Regions from separate parts of the Homo sapiens genome. Here region 1 is linked to region 2. A link is a contact called in ENCODE Hi-C or POLR2A ChIA-PET data. All regions are on one chromosome and are shown on one strand. Each heading gives the region's core, a stretch centred on a gene start or an enhancer-like site at or near the end of the contact. The rest is flanking DNA. Distances are from core to core; before and after follow the strand shown.

Evidence for each region. A loop is a pair of places that touch in the nucleus more often than their neighbours do. ChIA-PET counts read pairs that join two places held with the same protein, here RNA polymerase II (POLR2A). Pooled maps may share reads with other maps.
Region 1: a map of heart right ventricle shows a loop between it and region 2 (9-fold over the local background). The contact joins two enhancer-like sites. A Hi-C loop is called at or near these places in 9 of 168 maps with a recorded cell type or tissue (PC-9, Right ventricle myocardium superior, heart left ventricle and 5 more), 16 of 37 single-sample maps with no recorded cell type and 17 of 50 pooled maps. POLR2A ChIA-PET finds 5 or more read pairs at or near these places in 4 of 52 experiments (GM12878, MCF 10A, activated CD4-positive, alpha-beta memory T cell and 1 more).

The regions. Positions count from the first base shown.
Region 1 is chr10:88,144,390-88,150,021 of GRCh38, reverse strand. The region is part of intron 1 of LOC101929727 (a long non-coding RNA gene); the gene reads right to left. Among named protein-coding and RNA genes, the nearest start is that of PTEN, 280 kb to the right of the region's middle. Within about 2 kb of position 2,486, at least 7 of the 41 ENCODE cell types and tissues checked have a DNase peak (open chromatin) inside an H3K27ac peak, as active enhancers do.
Region 2 is chr10:88,385,479-88,391,030 of GRCh38, reverse strand. All of the region lies in intron 4 of RNLS (renalase, FAD dependent amine oxidase), which reads left to right. Among named protein-coding and RNA genes, the nearest start is that of RNLS, 200 kb to the left of the region's middle. Within about 2 kb of position 3,755, at least 19 of the 41 ENCODE cell types and tissues checked have a DNase peak (open chromatin) inside an H3K27ac peak, as active enhancers do.

The DNA of each region.
Region 1 (5,632 bases), core at 1,237-3,736, 240 kb after region 2:
CCAAGACCAGGATAAGAAAATCCTCACCACTGCCAAGCAGTCAATGGCAAGGTCTGCCTTAAATCTCTATAGCAGGGCCTGCCACCCCTCCTTCCATCAGCTCTATGCCACTTCTGCTGCTGCTTCCACAGAACACCAGACTCCATTATAGTAAAAATAAAAGACAGACATCAGGCCTGTTTGTTCCCACGCTCCCTCTCTTCCAAAGGGATGGCTCCCTGGGAGCTTGTGATTGGTTGGACATAGGTCCGGTGCTTGCCTTCCTGCTGCACAAAAGTCTAGGTTTGAACTCTGTGCAGCTACTTGGGGAGTAAGATTCATAACTCATTCATTTCTCTAAAACAGAAAGACAAATCAAAAGTCGGAGGGCTAGTATCCTTCACAAAGTCCACTGAGATTAGCTTTAGGCCCTCCTCTGCCTTGCAGAAAGGCTCCCACTGGAACTCAATATTGCTATTCCTTAACTTCTTTCTACAAATAAAAATGTCACCTGCTAGGGAGGAATATAGGACACATTATGCCTAAGTTCTTGCCCCACTGTTTCTACACTATCACAAAAAGAAGTATTGTAAACTCTAACATTGTGTAGGAAAAACAGCCACACTTGGGATCAGACAGAGCCCATTGCCTAGGCCCTCTGTGCCTCAGTTTTGTCAACTGTAGAATGGGGACAATAATAATACTCTACCTCATTTGTTGTGGTGAGGATTCAATGAAATCTGCTAGGTAAAGAAACCTGTATCACAGTGGTGCTCAGAGCCTGTTAAAACTTTTTATGAGGGGCAATATGGCATAGTGGCAAGAGGATGACTTTTGGAGTCAGACAGACAAAGTGATGGATATGACTTGAGCTTCTGTTTTCCCATCTCTAAAATAAAGATAATAATAACAATGCCTGACTTACAGGGTTGTTTTAAAGATGAAAAGAATGTAATCTGTCTACCACAGGATCTGGCTTATAATAATAATTGCTCAATAAATAAGTCATTATCAATGTTATTACAATTATTTATGTCATGATACAGCATGGCCTAGGTGAGAATATTAGCTGTTCCCAACTTGATTGACTTCTCCGAAGGCATCTTGATTAAGAAATTAAAAAACTGCAAAGAGTTCTATATTTTTTGTCATGATTTATGTCATATATTCTGGTGTACAAAGCACATTCATTGTCTCATTTGCACCCTATGCTGTTCTTGTGAGGTGATATGGTTTGGCTGTGTCCCCACCCAAATGTCATCTTGAATTGTAGCTCCCACAATTCCCATGTGTTGTGGGAGGGACCTGGTAGGAAGTAATTGAATCATGGCAGCAAATCTTCCCTGTGCTATTCTCCTGACAGTGAATAAGTCTCACGAGATCTGATGGTTTTATAAAGGGGAGTTTCCCTGCACAAGCTCTCTTCTCTTGTCTGTTGCCATGTGAGACGTGCCTTTCACCTTTTGCCATGATTGTGAGGTCTCCCCAGCCACGTGGAACCGTGAGACCATTAAACCTCTTTCATTTGTAAATTGCCCAGTCTCGGGTATGTCTTTATCAGCAGCATGAAAATGGACTAATACATGAGGCAAGCAGAGCAACTCTTTAAGACCACTATTATTTCACTCCTCTGCCTTGCAGCATAAAGAAAGAGTCTGCTGCAGAAAGGTTAAGTGATTGTCTCCATCACACAGCATATTAGTGATAGAGCTGAGGCCAAAGGGAAAGACTTCTGGGTTTGTGTGGAGTGTTCTCCCCACCACTTCATGCTGTGTTTTAGTTTTTCTTGCATCTATTTATTAACTTTTGTATGTCAGTCTCTATGCTAAATAAGTTCTGCTGATTCAAAGATCATTAAAAGACAGTGTTTGCCCTCTAACCAAAATAATTTAAGAAAACATTCCACCACCACCCCCAGAGAATTTAATAGAAAATACTTTTACCAATTACGTTTCTCCCAATATTTCCAGAATTGTATTCACAAATAGAATGTCATATTTAAAATAGAACAACTCCTTTCACTTGAACCATCACATATAAAATTAACGTAATAACATGAAAAGCCAATGTTAAAATTAATACAGTGAAATTTTTAAAGCATTACTTTTTAACTTGTTGGAAGTTATTTCATTTTTCAAATTAACTTCACTACTAATAAACCAGCCAGTTTGCCAAGAGAAAGCTAAATTAGGTGCCAAGATATATCATTTACAACAAGCAAATTCGAAAACTTCTTAACTTTCTTTCTTTGGGTCTGGATCTGGGTCTCCTAACACAGTTTTCCTTCTGGCTTTGTTTTGACCCCAGCCACTGTGAGAAGAATATATAAAACACTATGGGTTCCAGAATGTTCTGTCCTTGGAAGATCTCCATTTGGAGGTTTTGGCCAAATGTCCTATTAATTCCCCTATGACTAAGGCACTTTGGGGTCAGCAGAACTTGGGGTCTACAGGGATTACAGAAAAGGACTGGGTACAGAGTTCACACCAAGGCTACGTGTTTCAAAAACTTGGGGCAAAGCCAGACCCTGCTTCACGGATTTGGAAGAGAGTTTGCTTAAAGAAGCTTTTCCCTAGTAAAATCTTCTTAAGTTAATATTCTTGTTCTTTTATTTCCAATAATAGTAGCAGCCACCACTCAATGAGAGTTGTGTATGCGCCAAGCACTTTGCTTACACTATTTCTAATTTTTATAAATAATAAAGTTGTGAGGTATTCTAATTCCTCTTTTACAGTGACACAATTGAGACAAAGAAGATTTAAGTAATTTTTCCAAGGTCACGTAATAAGAGGCGGAGATGACATTTGAAACCAAGGCTGGTTTTATTCCTCCTTCCTCTGTGCTGCTGCTGCCTCATCCAACATCTCCTACCATAGCCACAGGGTGATCCATCAAGTATGTCCACACAGGGAATTTGAATTGTTGGTCTAAACATATTTACTGATAGCCACTTATACATCCAGCACTATATTAGGCACTGAGGAATCTCAAAGATGAATTCTAGGCTTTAGCTTATTTCTTGACTTGGAAAAAAATTTCCTTTTTGGACATTGTCTTCTCATTTGCCAATTGTCTATTTCTCTGACCACTGGACACCAGACAAAAATTAGCTTCTTCCAGCCAGGTGTAGTGCCTCATGCCTGTAATCCCAGCACTTTGGGAGGCCGAGGCGGGTGGATCACAAGGTCAAGAGATCGAGGCCCTCCTAGCCAACATGATGAAACCCCATCTCTACTAAAAATACAAAAATTAGCCAGGCACGGTGGCACGTGCCTGTAGTCCCAGCTACTCGGGAGGCTGAGGCAGGAGAATCACTTGAACCTGGGAGGCGGAGGTTGCAGTGAGCCGAGATCATGCCACTTTATTCCAGTCTGGCAACAGAGCAAGACTCCGTCTCAAAACAAAACAAAAATTCTCCTACTTTAATTCATATTGCATGCAAAGATTGTTGTTGAACTTCCTTTGGAGAATACCCTGAGACCCTTGGCCAGAATTGGCTCTAGATTCATAGCACCATAAGTAGGACAGCTGAATGATGTTGTTCAGTGATCCTCAAATCAGAGGGTGAGGAATAGAAAGGGACAATATAGGAGTGGGGTGGGGGATGAAGAGTATTTTGAAAAAGTACAATCAATATTATAATCTAGTGTTATATTTAGAAAATGAAATGCATTGCTGTCATAATGCAGACTTTGAAAATATAACTTGACTATAACTTCTTTGCTAGTAGAGTACTGGTATAAAAAAGCTGAGTTGAGAAATGCTGCTCTACGTATATGTGAGTTGACTGGGGAAACAAAGCTTACCCCTCAGTCTTGATTCCATGGCCAAGATCTCAAGTCCATGCAAAGACTTGTTCTGTTTGCAAAACTCCAAGTCATCATTTTAGTGACTGGAATTCAGATGTGTGTTTAGTTTTATTTGTTTTGTTCTTTATCTTCCTCACTTGAGAGAGAAATAAACCAAGGTTTTCTTCTCCTAAATGGGCTAGGAGGGAGAAAAACATGAATAGATTATGTTCTAATGGGTTACCAAAGATTCCTACACACCCGCCTGGATTCCACTCAAATCCAGAGGCAAAGAGCACAGAGCATGCCTACTTTATGAAGCAAGAATGTCTGGTAAATCTACCTCTGATTTCATAGGATTGAAAATGGGTTCTGGCCATCAACCACACTGAGTCAAGACATGTATGCTTTCTGTGTCCCCCCACCCCACCCCACCGGCCACTCTTCGCCCTCCCTCATCACTGGCCAACTCATCACCTTTAAAAAATCCTCATTCACTGGCTATTTTACAGCAGAGCCTCAGGGGAGCTAGGACACATTAGTAATCACAACTAGTTTCTGAAACTAATGGCAAAAATCAATAATTTACTAAAAGGAAGGAATAGGAGGAAGGAAAGAAGAGAGGGAGGGAGGGAAGAAGGGAAAAAGGGAAGGAGGAAGGTAAAAGGGAAGGAGAAGGGGAGGGAAGGAGAGGGGAGGAAAGGACCACATGCCTGGCAAGGTATATAAATTCATCTTTCTGGAGGCAATGAGGAATGACTAGGGTTCTGACCAGCAAAAGAATATTGTAAGTGATCAAAAGTTAAGAGAGGACCTATCAAGGTAGGTGGAGAGCGTTAGATCCAGGCCTTATGTTTAGAAGGGGAATGAACACAACATTTTCATCCAAGTATTAATTTGCTAGACAATTTAAATAAACCATATTTGTGATTCTTTTGGGCAATTTATTTTTCATTTTGTAATATAGCCGGACCACTCAGAGGGCCTGGTTAAGATCCTTAAGATAGAGGGTGGGGTACAACAAACCAAACAAATGTAGACCTCTCAGGATACAAACAGAAACTAGGAAGCAGTCCCTAATCCCAGAAAGAAAATGGCTTCTAGGAGAAATGCATGGCCCACTAACATCTGCATAATTTTAAGCATGACTCTCTCCTTTTATGGATTTTATATATCATAAATCTGCCTAAAATTCAGAAAAAATTTCCACAGCTCAAAAGAAATAAAGTTTAAAACATAAATAAATACCATTACAACAGAAAAACCTCCTTCTGAGAGCAATGTTTAAAACTAGATAGAACATCAAAACAAAACAGTCTATTTGAAATATTAAAGAACAATAAATAGTAAGAAATTCCTGGGACAACATCTAGAAAAAGGCAGTACCCAAAGAGATAACATTCAAAGTTACTCTGTCCTAAGGGCATTTGCCAGTATAAAGCAAAAGCTACAAATCGGAACTGCAGTTTTTGTGGACTTGCGGGTGACGCAAGTCAAAGTGCAGATTCTGCCCAAGGTGGGTTCTCTAGTAAGTCACCCTCCTCTGAAACTGGGCCCCTGAAGGTCAAGTAGCCTTCCCATGTATTTATAGCCTGGGTTTATGTCCTTTGCGTGGTCTAGGGAATAACAAATTTGAACTTGTTATTTCCCTATATACCCAAAAAACAAATAAAATCCCTTCTGAAAGATTTCCTCATACCAATCACAATTCTCAAATTGTTGTTACAAATAATTTCTACTGTATCTGGACATATAGTTTCTACTACAGCAGGACAGATTCACGATGGTGAAGAAAGAATAGTGGTTACCAGAAAGGGGATGATGGCATTGACTAGGAAAGGTCATAAGAAAGTCTTAAGAAATTG
Region 2 (5,552 bases), core at 2,506-5,005:
ATTCTCAGTAAGGTTCAAATGAAACAAAGTATAGTCTTCAGTTAGTTTACATTGGATTTGCATTTATGGGAAATTAGGTGTCTATTAAAACCATGAAAAGAAATATTTAATTTTTTATGTAAGATTGAATTTGGTCCTAGGCTTAAATCATTACATACAGATTTTTTAAAAATCTACATGAATAGTTGGTGGGACAGTAAAATCTAACATGATATGGAACTTCCCCTTACCTCCCTGACTACTACCCACTGAATGTCAGTTAACAGTCCCATAATAATTTATACTTTGAGACACCCTTCCCAAGAAAAATGGCCCTCATAAACTTCCAAAATATCCCCTAGAAGGCAGTACCATTCCTCTGAGAGCCACTGCTTTAGAAGAGCCAGCTGTTAGTTGTTTTTTGGCTTTGGGTTTTTTAAAATCTGAGGTGCACCAAGTTTCAAAGAAAGGTCCCCAATAAGAAAACCAACAAGCTGACTAAATGCATGTGTGCTATGGTCCCTGCTCACTACTCCTCTGCCCCACATTCCACCTTTCAGGAAGTTTGAGTACTGAAATAATACTAAATAATTTGCAGACACTTTGGGGGATTGGATGCTCAAACACTTTTTTCCCCTCTTTTATCTTATTTGGAATGAGAGTTTTATTTAGTGCATTCAGACGAACGAATATTAAAAACTTCCTTAGGTCCTCAAAGAAGGGCCTTGACATCTTTCCTTAGTGAGCTGGTCCAATGTTCTAAATCCTCTGAGCAGGATCCCTGTGGTGTGTGACCCAGATAGCGTCCCAGAGACTTTCACTTTATTTCCTTGTGAAGACACGTGAAAGCTGCTTTATCAAGGAGTCACTAAGTCTGGTCACAACACAGTTTCAAGGAACCAACACTGGGACACTTACCATTTTGATGATTTTATCAGCTTTGATGGTGAGCCTAATTACAAAAGTCCTATCAAATGAATATCCACTGGTTCTTGATAGACCACAACCAAATTGTATTTCCCCCTTGTGTTCCTAGCTATTTATGAATATTGTTGCAAATGCTGTAATTGCCATCACCTTCTTCTGACTTTCTCAATATAATACCTAATTAGTCAGTGTCAGTGTTGCCAGATGATATGAAATGCTGTGGCTTCTGGCCCTCATTTTCTAATGGATTTGGAATTGTATGTATTTATGTCATTGCTCTTCCTTTATAGCAACTACATGCCCTATCCCTGAATCTGTAAATATTCTGAGGCAGGTATATCTTGTAGTCCCCCAATAGCAAGAGTACCCTGCTTATAGTTTTTGGACATTTGTATTTAATGTTGCTCCTTTTATTTCTGTATGCATTCTCACTAGATAGGGCTTTAGCTTTAAAAACTGTGCGAATTTCATTCCACCAGAGGGCACCATGGTAAACTTCACTTTCAAAAGGATCCTTAACAACTCAGTTAAGAAATCCCTAAAAGGATCCTTAACAACTCAGTTAAGAAATCCCTAAAACCGAAATATTGAAACAAATGAATGTAATTAAAGCAGCAATACCTTTGACCAAGATATTTATTCCATCGTGACTTTTAAATCTCTATAGAATGATTCATTTTGCTAAGGGTATGTTAATCACTCTCAAGCACAACTTTGACAAATCAAAAATAGATAGCAGGCTTTATTATGGCCAATGTGTGAGCTCCACAGACTGTCAAAAAAAGAAAACAACAATAACAAAAAAAAACCCAGCACAGTTCTGTTAGGAGACATACCTCTCCTTTTCTGGCTCCAAAAGAGAATGAATGCTTTTTGAATCCTAGGAGGTAAACCAATATCGTAATTTCCTACATGCTACAAAATAGCCATCTTTAGTAAAGCTCCAATTTCAGGGTGGATTTTAATTGTTTACTACTAATAAACCTTGGGAGTTAATTTATACCATCCCTCAAGTCCCAACACAAACAGATTCCCTTTTCCAGAACTCATGGTGGCAAGATTCCATAGAACTCCCCAGATGATGGCAGCTACTATCAGAGCTCTCAACTCTGACAGGAATTAACAAATAACAGGTTACAAACAGGAAACACAGTGTCTCATATCCATGGCTCCACTGATGCATGGTACTATGTAACATGTAGGGTATGTTAATTCCCTGATATTTATTCACTTATTCATTCGACACATAGTTATTGAGTATCTCCTGTGTACCACGTTGTAAGCTCTGGGGATACAGTGATGAGGGCAATTGACCTGATCCTTGTCTTAATGGAGTTTGATTACTAGTAGGGGGAAGTCATATAAAAAGACGATGATAAACAAGGAATCAAATAAAAACATAAGTAATTTCAGTTTGAGAGGTCACAGAAAGTTAATAAAAAGGTTCTATGAGAATGAAGGGAACTCTCACACAGCTTGTGAGAGTAGGACTGTCTGTGTAGATAGCATGAGATAGGAGAAAGAGCTAGCCATGTGATAACATGGAGACAGGGACCAGCAAAATATTTAAGTCTCTTCAGCTGGAAAGACTGTGCTGTGTTCTGATAACAAAAAGGAGGCCTCCATAGCTAGAACAGTGAGTCCTAGGCAGAGTGAGGCAAATTAAACTGGGGCCAGATCCTGGGAAGGATTTTGAATTATTCTCAGGCATGTTTTAAGCAGGATGGCATAGTCCAGAGAATGGATTTCAAGGGAAGGAGGCAAGAGCTGGGGAAGACAGGGTGCCAGAAAGTATTGAAACCAAATAGCAAGTTATTGCAGTGGCTCAGAAGGAGAAAACAATGGTGATTATGGAGATGAACAGAGTAGCCTTATTCAAGGTGTGTTTTAGAAGTAGAATCTACAGGACTTGCTGATAAATTAAACATGGAAAGAAAATTAAGACAAAGATGACTTACAGGTTCTTAGCTTGAGCAACTGGGTGAATGGTTATGTTGTCGACTAAGCCTGAGGAAGGAACAGCTTTCAAGGATAGATGGAAGGAATAATTAGGTATCCAACTTCTACGTGTTAAATGAAAGGCGACTGTGATACACCCCAGGGAAATATATTCAGGACTGCCCTCTGAGCCCTCTAGACATAGGTTTCATTTGTACCACAACCATCTCCCCTTCCAAATACCCACAGAGATGTTTCCTATATCTATGTTTTCAAGGTGTGTGGTCGTGAAGAACAGGGAGCCCTTCACTCCTGTCTGCATTGCCCGCTAAACTACAGGCTGACGTGCCTTCTGATTTTCTTTTCTGCTGTCAGAGCATTTGCTTCCCTCTGTCCTACAGGACAACTCTAAATCATTATCTCCACAACACCTGCTCCATATCAAAAGTGTTAGATTTTTAGCCAGAAGACATGCACTATTTTTCTTACTAGCTGGGTGACCTGGGGCATGCCATTTAACTTCTGGGAGCCCTGCAGGTCTTTGTAAAGACAATATCAATGATTACATGTAAAAGCACTTTGTAAACTGTAAGCAGTTACGTAAATAGGCTTGTTATTCTCATTTTTGTCTCAGTCTCCACCACTGTAACAAATAATCTTCCTTTTTTTTTTTTTTTTTTTTTTGCTCTGTTCTCCTCGCTTTTCTTCTTGCGTGCTTCTTCTGTCTCTTGTCCTTTCTGCCACATAAATTTGCTTTCCTGAAAAAGGCTGGTTATTTGGAGACATCATCACCAGCCAATCAGAGCTCTCTATTCCTTCTGGCTGGAAAGCCAATCAGATGTAAGCTCCAGGTCTCTTTTCAGTGTTGCTAGGGCTTCAGGTCTACTTCTAAAAGCTGACTTGCTTGCTTTCCGCTAGTTCATTCTCTGTCTCTCTCTGCTCCCCACTTCTCCCACCCCCACTCTATTCCTCTCACTCCTCCCCTCTTCTGGGTTTGGAGCAGTTCCAAATACTTAAGGCTTCCGGAAGTTTGGGTTATGGATAAGCAAGGTTTGACTGTATATTTTTTCCCTTGAGAAATAGAGGACAGCTATTCCATGTTCAATATTGAAGCAAATGTTTTAGCAGCTTAATGTCCCTTGGCTACATAAAATTTAGTTCTGTTTATGTGTTTTGGGTGTACAGATCACTTTTTATTCAGATGGACTAGAGCATAAACTGGCATTGAGTTTTCTGGCAATGAAACGTCATAGCACTGGAACCTCACTGGGCTTTACAAAAATGCATTCAAAATATTTTAAAGTACTTCCACTTTATAACTGATGACAGAAGATGATAAATACATTGTGGTTATTTTGCTCCTGTTTTTTGAACTTTCAGTGCTGGGATTATTGGAGACAACTACCCTGAGATAGCAGTGATTTGGGAACTAATACCTAATGGCTAAGTGGGTGTCCTCAGCCCTCACATCCTGCTTATCTATGGAAACTAAGTAACATGGGAATGATAGCTAGAAATCCACCCTTTTCAGAGGACCCAAGAGTCCATCTTTAAATGCTGTATGGCTGGGTATGCTGTGAGGATTCTCTTAACACAGAACAGCTCTGCCTTCCAAAACCCTAAAGACGTTTGATAAGGAAAAATAGCTAACAAGTTATGCCTTTCTCATAACCTTTGAAACCTACTTAAAAACTGAAACAGTACAAGAATTTGCAGTTTAAAATGACCAGAGAAGTGGCAGAAAGCCAGAATTCTGTCAGAGACGGCTTAGAAAAGCTTAATGATTAACAAATGGGTCACTGCCTTCAGGCTCTGACCTTTAGAACTAACCAATTTTAGCCTTTTGGTTATGTTCCTTCAACTCGTTTTATATCAAGGAAAAAAAAATACTCTCTAATGGCACAGTACCACCCATCCAAAAAAAGGATTCTTAGCAGTCCAGTATTTGGTCAGTAGCTTTTCTGATAACATGGAGTTGGTCCTAAGCACAGTATTAACAACTGTTAAATTATATTTTTTGTTAGAGTTTAAGGAAGGCCCTAAGCACGACTGCATATCCTGCAGGTGAAATGTACGAAATTTCGGTTAACATGGTAACGGCTCTAAAAATACCTAGGCTACAGTTTAACCACAGAGTTTCCTCCTTAACGTAAAAAAGCCACCATCACGAGCTGTTAGAAAGTGCAACAAAAGCAATCTCTGTCGGACTTTGTGCAAGCAGGCTATTAAATCAGGCCTGGCAGTGACAATCTGCAGCCACTCTGCATCAAAGTAATAATTAAAGTTTTGCAAGCCCAAACAGCAATGCACAAACCACCTAAGAAATATGTTACATTGATAAGTCCTTTTTTTCTGCCTGTAACTTCTCTTCTCCCCTACCCCCAACCACCAGGTGGACTAAGCAGGGCGTGGCAGGGGCACCGTGACAAAGAGTCACCACACCATAACCACAGGGCCCCACCCGAAGGAAAACCTAGGGCAGGCTGCCACGGTTTTCCCAGCAACCTCTGCACCAGGATCCCATAGAGTATGCACAGGAGGCTAAATCACTCACCTGGGGTTTCCCATCTGGGCTCTTTGCTTGGCAGAGACAGAGAGGGTGGGGTCAACCTTTTCCTTGATGCTTTTGCAGTTAGCAAGTTGGAAACACATTTGACTCTTTTGAATTCTGTGCCTTGGCTATTCAGGAGTCTGTCATGTCTGGGCTT